Linked DNA regions of Homo sapiens: region 2 is linked to region 1. Evidence: chromatin contacts called from ENCODE Hi-C or POLR2A ChIA-PET data. All regions are on one chromosome and are shown on one strand. The core of a region is the stretch at or near the end of the contact, and the rest is flanking DNA. Distances in the headings are between cores, read along the strand shown.

What was found. Hi-C counts contacts between places; a loop is a spot of excess contacts on that map. ChIA-PET counts read pairs that join two places held with the same protein, here RNA polymerase II (POLR2A). Pooled maps may share reads with other maps.
Region 2: a pooled map shows a loop between it and region 1 (2.5-fold over the local background). The contact joins two enhancer-like sites. A Hi-C loop is called at or near these places in 1 of 50 pooled maps. POLR2A ChIA-PET finds 5 or more read pairs at or near these places in 2 of 52 experiments (K562 and WTC11).

What each region holds. Positions count from the first base shown.
Region 1 is chr2:239,104,382-239,107,807 of GRCh38, forward strand. All of the region lies in intron 15 of HDAC4 (histone deacetylase 4), which reads right to left. Among named protein-coding and RNA genes, the nearest start is that of MIR4441, 20 kb to the left of the region's middle. Within about 2 kb of position 2,095, at least 2 of the 41 ENCODE cell types and tissues checked have a DNase peak (open chromatin) inside an H3K27ac peak, as active enhancers do.
Region 2 is chr2:239,336,561-239,339,986 of GRCh38, forward strand. All of the region lies in intron 2 of HDAC4 (histone deacetylase 4), which reads right to left. Among named protein-coding and RNA genes, the nearest start is that of MIR2467, 14 kb to the right of the region's middle. Within about 2 kb of position 1,596, at least 5 of the 41 ENCODE cell types and tissues checked have a DNase peak (open chromatin) inside an H3K27ac peak, as active enhancers do.

The DNA.
Region 1 (3,426 bases), core at 845-3,344:
TCACACCTGGCTAATTTTTGTATTTTTATCAGACATGGAGTTTTGCCATGTTGTTCCAGGCTGGTCTTGAACTCCTGACCTCATGTGATCCACCCGCCACGGCCTCCCAAAGTGCTGGTATTACAGGAGTGAGCCACCGCACCTGGCCAGGGCTTCTCATTTCTAATGACTTCAGGAAGCCCACATGTGTGTACAGGCACAGGCAGCTGTGGCCAGGGCCAAGTTCCCTCTGGACAGACGGGCCTAGGCAGCCCACGCTTGGGAAGGTCCCCGTAGGGGACCACAGGCTGTGCCCTGCGGTGCCAAGAGGCAGGTCATGTAGTGTGGACTTTGGGTGAAAGAACGGCAGGGTAGCCATGTGTGTCCTCCCCACTCAAAAGCGACCCACTGGATAAGAGACTGAATTGCAGAAAGAGAGATCTGACGTTAGACCACAAATGAAATTCACAAATTAAAGTTGATGTTAGAATAAGGCAAAGAAGAAAAGTAGAAAAACCCTCTCCTTACAAACACATGAAATGGACACAGAAAAGACACAGGATCAAAGCCCCAAAAGCTCTGCGACACCGCGACGGCTGGGGCTGCAGGTGCGCGACACCGCAAGGGCTCGGGCTGTGCGTGCGGGACACCGCGATGGCTCAGGCTGTAGCGTGCAATATTGTGACGGCTCAGACTGAGCACCTGAGAGGCTTTTCCAGAGCCACTCTGGGAGCGGTGGTGATGGTGGCCCCTTCCTGCTTTCTTGGGAGGCTGACCTCGTTATTTCTGTCTCCCTTTAATTCCTAGGATAAGACAGAAGGAGTCTTTGCTCCTTACAGCAAACACAGGCTTGGGGCAGGGTGCAAATCCCAGTGGTGGCCCTGGTCTCTGTGGCATCTGACTTCCAGCCCACCCACTTCTCCTCTCCTTCCTGGACACCGTGCCTGGAGGCAGGACAAACCAAGCTGGGCAAGCAAATTGGCCAGGAGCTGTTCTGGCTCCCGGGAAGCCTCTGCAGGAGGGCGGGGCCCGCACACACACATGGCTATACTCAGAGGACCCCCGACTGCTCAGAACGTGTGAGGCAGCTTCCCAAGGCCTGCTCTGGAGTGAGGCAGGGAGCGAGACAGCTGCACTGGGAGCCACGTCTTGCTGGGCCGGCCTGCCAGTATCGACAGGGTCCCAAGCTTGCAGAAAGTATCTCCCAGCCCACTCTCATCCTTCCTCACCACGCGAAGCCAACTCAGCAGTGTGAGGGGAGGGCCTCACCCCCCAGGCCTCCAGGCAGTCGTCTACCCAGAGAAGGGGTGCTGACTCTGAGGCCCTGCCCTCGGGCCTGGGCTTCGGTCTTGCTGTGGCCTCCAAGTGGTCCGCGGACTGGGGAAGTCACAGCCCCATCCACCCCATCTTCTCCTATCGGGTACCCACTCTAACCATGCCCCGTACCCATGGCCCCTCTGCTCGGCCATCTCAGGAGGCCAGTGACCCCTGGCAGGCTGGCACTGGAAGTCTGGTGGGTGACGTCACGTCCCCCTGGGCTGAGTTAGCACACTGCTCGCTCTGAACCTGGAGGGGCACCCGCACTGGAGAGCTGCCCCACGTGTGGGAGCAAGGCACTGCTGTCCAGGGAGTATGGCCTCCACCGCCTCTGTGGCTGTCTCCCAGCCACCTGTCTTTCTCCAGCTCTCCTCTCCCTGAGATCCTGCCAGGCTCAGGTCTTGTCCCACAGCCCCAACACCTGGGGACCCTCTGCCAGCCCCTGGCCCAGTCGTGGCTGGCACCTTCACCCATGGTGCTGAGGACAGGCAGAGGAGCCGAGGGCGGGCGGAGGAGCTGAGGGCGGGCGGAGGAGCGGGCTGTTTCTTCCAGGGTCTTTGCTTTCTCACTCCTCCCTCCCTTGCTTGCATTTGCTTTGCTTTTCTGGCTGAGAGACCCTCTCCCAATCCCCTGGCCTCAGCGGAACCTCCTGGGGGTGGGGGCACATGTAGGGGAGGGACAAGGAAGCAGGTTATGGAGCTCTGGAAGCCTCAGGAGGCCTTGGGCAGTCCCCAGAAGGGGCAGCAGGACAGCTGTCTGGTCCTGTGGAGGGAAGGGACGTGGGGAAGGAGTTTCCTGCAGCCAGTGTCTGCTGGGCAATGCTGCCCTCCAGTGGCACAGCCGTCCTGACCAGATCCCTGAAGCAGGTGCCAAGAGCCTCTACAGTGGCTCCTCCCCGCCTTCCTCCTCCCTCCTCCCAGAGGGCACTGCAGGAGAGGGTCCTGGGCCTGACTTTTAGAGAATTCCCCCCTGAAAATTATGTATCACCAATAAAACTGGTAAAGGAAACGGGGGGTAAGATGAGGCACAGATTAAAAGTTCACAAATATCCCAGCTTCTAAAGGAGGGCAGGCGAACCTGCAGGGCGGGACCCTGCAGAAACTAAGCCAGGAGACCAGAGGCCCTCCGTGCCACGCCAGCTCCACGTGCTCACTCATCTCTGCCACAGCCACTTGGGCCCTGGGCTGTCGGGTGTCCAGGACTGTTGGAGGGGTGGGTGTGGATGTTCCTGTCCACCCTGTGCGCTATCTGTAGGATGGTGGGATTCCTGGTGTGGGGAGTGGACATAGCAGGTCTCTACTGGTGGGCCCTGGCATGGGTGGGGCCTTGTGCGACCCTGCACAGTGTTGCCAGCCCCTCTCTACAGACAAAGAAATGGAAATTTGTCCAAGGTCACCAGCTCCCAGACGGGAGTCTCTTCTCTTCCTGCCCTCGCTATCAGCAGGGCCTGGCCACACCCTCCTCCCTGTCAAGAGCTCAAGATCCCCTGTGACAGCTGCCTCCAGGGTGAAGAGCACCAGCTGGGACAGCCTCACCAAAGTGCGGCCCCCGTCCTGCCCTCAGGTGTTAATCGGCTGATCCTTCTTGCCTCCTTGGGCCTGGGAGTCCACTGCAGCCAGATTCGGGGCAGGGCTCTGGTTCCTATCAGGAGGCGGGGCCGGGCCCTCCTTGTATGAGAACAAGTGAGGCCGCTGCCATCGCCTGGCGGCCAGGGAAACTGAGGCACAGCCAGAGCTGCAGCATCCCCGAAGCCTCCTCGTGTGACTCAGCCACATAAGGGAGCTGAATTCAAACCAGGCCAGGGCCCTGCCTGCAGCTCCATTCCCTTCACGACCCACTGCCTCGCCAGCACCTTAACTCTGAGGAGGGCCCCAAGGGCCTGAGGTCTCCCTGTGTTCTCGAAGAAGCTTTTCAAAATCTTAAAAAAAGAGAAAATTATTTTAACAAAAAGCCAACAGGCCTGATCTGAGATATAATCGGATCTCCCCGTGGCTCCTTCCTGGCAGCCCTGGGGGAGCATGGTGGGAACTGGTTTCCTTGGGGAAGTGACCCGGAGGCAGAAAGCAACAGCCCTGGACCTTGAGAAGAGCCTGCTAGGTGGGAGGTGGGAGCGAAACATCAGGAAAGGTC
Region 2 (3,426 bases), core at 346-2,845, 230 kb after region 1:
GTAACTACAGTATACAGCCATTCATGAACAAACATTAAGCAAAAGAGAGTATCTATAAATGTACTTCATTTTGTGAACTCAAAATTCTTGACATATTTTATTAAAACTTGAGTAGACAGTAGAGAGAGCTGCCATATACCCTACCAATACCACCTGCACATTCCCCGCGATTATTAGCATCCTACCTTACTACGGTATGTTAGTCACAATTGGGAACCAATACTGACATTACTGTCATTAACTAAAATTCTAGAGTTTAGGATTTCCTGAAGTTTCCCACTAATGTCTTTTACTGTATTCCAAGATCCATCCAGGATCCCATCCAGGAATTCCACATCACACTTAGGTGTCGCATGTCCTGAGATCCCTCCTGGTGGTGACAGTTTCTCAAAGGATGCTTGTTTCTGATGACCTTGGCATATCGAGTGGGCCTGGCAAGAGTAGACTGTAGGAAGGGTGTCTACTGGAATTTGTCTGATGTTTTTCCCATGGTTGGACTGGGGCTATGGGTTACTGAGAGGAAGACCACGGGGGAAAGTGCCATTCTCATCATATGAATTGATTTTTAAACACATGGACTAGAATTAACACACACCCACTCCACTAAACTGGTTTTACTGAACAGCAGGTTGTCACACAAACGGCTCCAAGGGAGGGAGTGGAGGAAATGGCAAGGCTCGGAGACACTGCTGTCAGATGCACGTGAGACTCAGCTGTACTCACCGGCGAAATAAACGTTTTGGCTCCGGGAAGGCAGAAAACGTCCACTTTGAGAGAAACTCACACCCTGCATAAGCCACTAACCGGTGGGGACTCCCACGCCACACATCGCACCAATACAAGCTCCATTCACAGAAAACCCCACTGCAAGTCGGTTATCGCTGCAAACTTCCTCTCTCTAACAGGAAGAAATCAGGACTCACGGGAGTAAGCAAAATGAGGCCTAAATCCGGCAAGCGAGGAAATCAAACACTTCCATCTTAATCACATATTATAGCGATGAGCAACCGAGTCAGATGGCCGCTGCTGGGTTTGACATTTTGTGGCTCTTCCTTTCCTCTGAGCTCCCAACTTGCTTCCAAGAATGAGGATAAATTAACATCCACATATCTGACCAGAGCCAACTTCTGCTCCCAAACATACGGCGACGGGGGAGACAGGATGCACCCAAAGTGGCCCCTGGCTGTGCGTGACAAAGCTTTCCAGGAACAGAGCGAGCCAGGCAGGACAACCGGCTTCGGCTGAGATCTGCAGACTGGGCCCTGGCAGAATAAATGAGCGGACTGGACCCAGTCCAGGCTCGGGACAATTACAAATAGCAAGAGAACAAGAAATGCTGGCTTGTTTTTGTACACTGCTATCTCTTCGGGGGCAGAAAGACAAAGAAAAAGGGGAGAAAGAGGTGGATCTGGTCTGGAAATCCCAGGAAAGCCAGGCCATGCAGAAGGCATCCCCCAGCACACCGAAAGCCAGGGAATCTGCAGCCTTGAAGGTGAGGCTCAGCCCCGCCCACCAGCCAGGTGCAGAGGCTGCTCAGAGAGCACAGGCAGGTACTCCAGACAAGCACAGAGAGACAACTCCGCTCCCAGCTGGCTTGGTCTGTGCCACCAGCTGGACGTGTTTTATCTCAGTCCCAAAATGCACGGTTTCTAGACCTCCCGTGGCACCTCTCTCGCGACTCAAAGCCAGTGCAGTGAGTTCCTGGAGGCCCATGCAGCTTCCTATCCACCACGTCCCTCACCACCCTCTAATACAACTGGGGCAGCGGCAGCCTCTACTCGTTACCCTCTCCTCCCGCTTCCCTTCATTCCATCAGTGCCCCAAAATCCCTATTACAGGAGGCCTTGTCTGACCCCTGCAGCAGCCCAGTTATCCCTGAGATTCTCACACCGACCTTCGTCCAACCCCCTAGTGCAAACATCAAATGACACCTATTAAAATTGACACACTAAAAGAACGGCTGCATCTGAGCTCAAAGTTTATTCACACTGAGCTTTTAAAATCCAAAACTACCATTTGATGTTCAAAATTTAAATAGCCACTACATAAAATAGGAAAAAATAAATTCCTTTTATTTTTCTAAGGGAGTTCTCCAAATCCTCAGCAGCTGCTATGAGATTCCCGTGGATTTTTAGGTACAAAGTTCAGACTGAGAGGACCACAGTATTCAATGAGATTCTGAGCTCAGTCCATCCAGAAGATTCCATAAGCATCCAAGGCAGAAGTGAGATTCAGCCACCAACCACATTTCAAAAGCCACTGGTGGAGGATTCCAGAGCAGGTGTCATCCAGGGCTCAGGGCCTCCAGGCTCCCCCCAAGGCTGAGATTCTACCAAAAGCGTAGGTTCGGTTCCCCAGTGGCTGAGTTTTGTTTCCGGAGAGCATGTGTGTTAAACTGACTTGAAAGGTATCCAAAGAAACTGTGAAGGCAGAGGTCATCTGTATTTAAGAAAACTATGTATTTAGTTTACATAAAATCAGAAAATACAGAATCTGGCTTTGAAGAAAACAATGGTAAAGATGTTATATTGACAAGTAATTTTAACCAATGTCTCTGAATGAATATACCAACTCAGATACATCAGCCACCTGCTGTTCCTATCCAGGTGAAGGCCGGCTGCCCTGCCCTCCCCTTCTGTCATAAGAGGGTCTGGGGTTGCCTGTAAACACAGGGCTGCCCCACTGCTCACTGTCCCAGTGAAGTCCTTTGCTCTGCCAGTTTCCATCAGCTGCAGGGCCAGGTGCCGACAGAAGGCAAAAGTCAAAGCCCAGTATCTTTCTAAAGAAACAGGGCCCGATGAAAGGAAGCAACCTCAGCCCCAGGAGGCAATGGGCCCAGTCCAGGTCACCCCGGACACAGAGCCACCCCTGGGCAGTGATCTCCCAGCTCCTGCCCCTGTCCATTCCCCAGGTGAAGCCTAAATGCTCTGATCTGGACATGGGTGAGGAGCACCAAAGCCATGCTCTCTCGGGTGATGTGAGCAACTCAACGGAGACCTACGTTGTTCTTTTGTTCATGAAGATAGTACTGAAGTTTGAAATAACATCCCTCAGCAGAGCTCCAGAGCAGAATCTTCCCAGAGAACCACACATGTGGCCCGCGGCCCCCTGCAATCTCCTGGCTAAGGCATTAAAAACACCATCTCCTTAGAAAATGCAGTCCTTGAGGCCACACCCATGCAAATCAGTCCACCAAATCCACTCATAACAGCATCCAGGTAACTTCCAAAGAAATGGAAACACTGATAAACACAAGAAACACCCTCCCCACATGTGATTCTCATGCATCAGGTCCTGCAGACCACAGAGAGTTCAAGGAAACCGCAGCCAAGAACCAAGAAAGCCACATCCATGCTCAGGCCAGGGCCACCGGCCTTTGTGACTGCTTCCCTCAGCAGAAGTGCTAGCAGCTGAGTAGGGAGACAT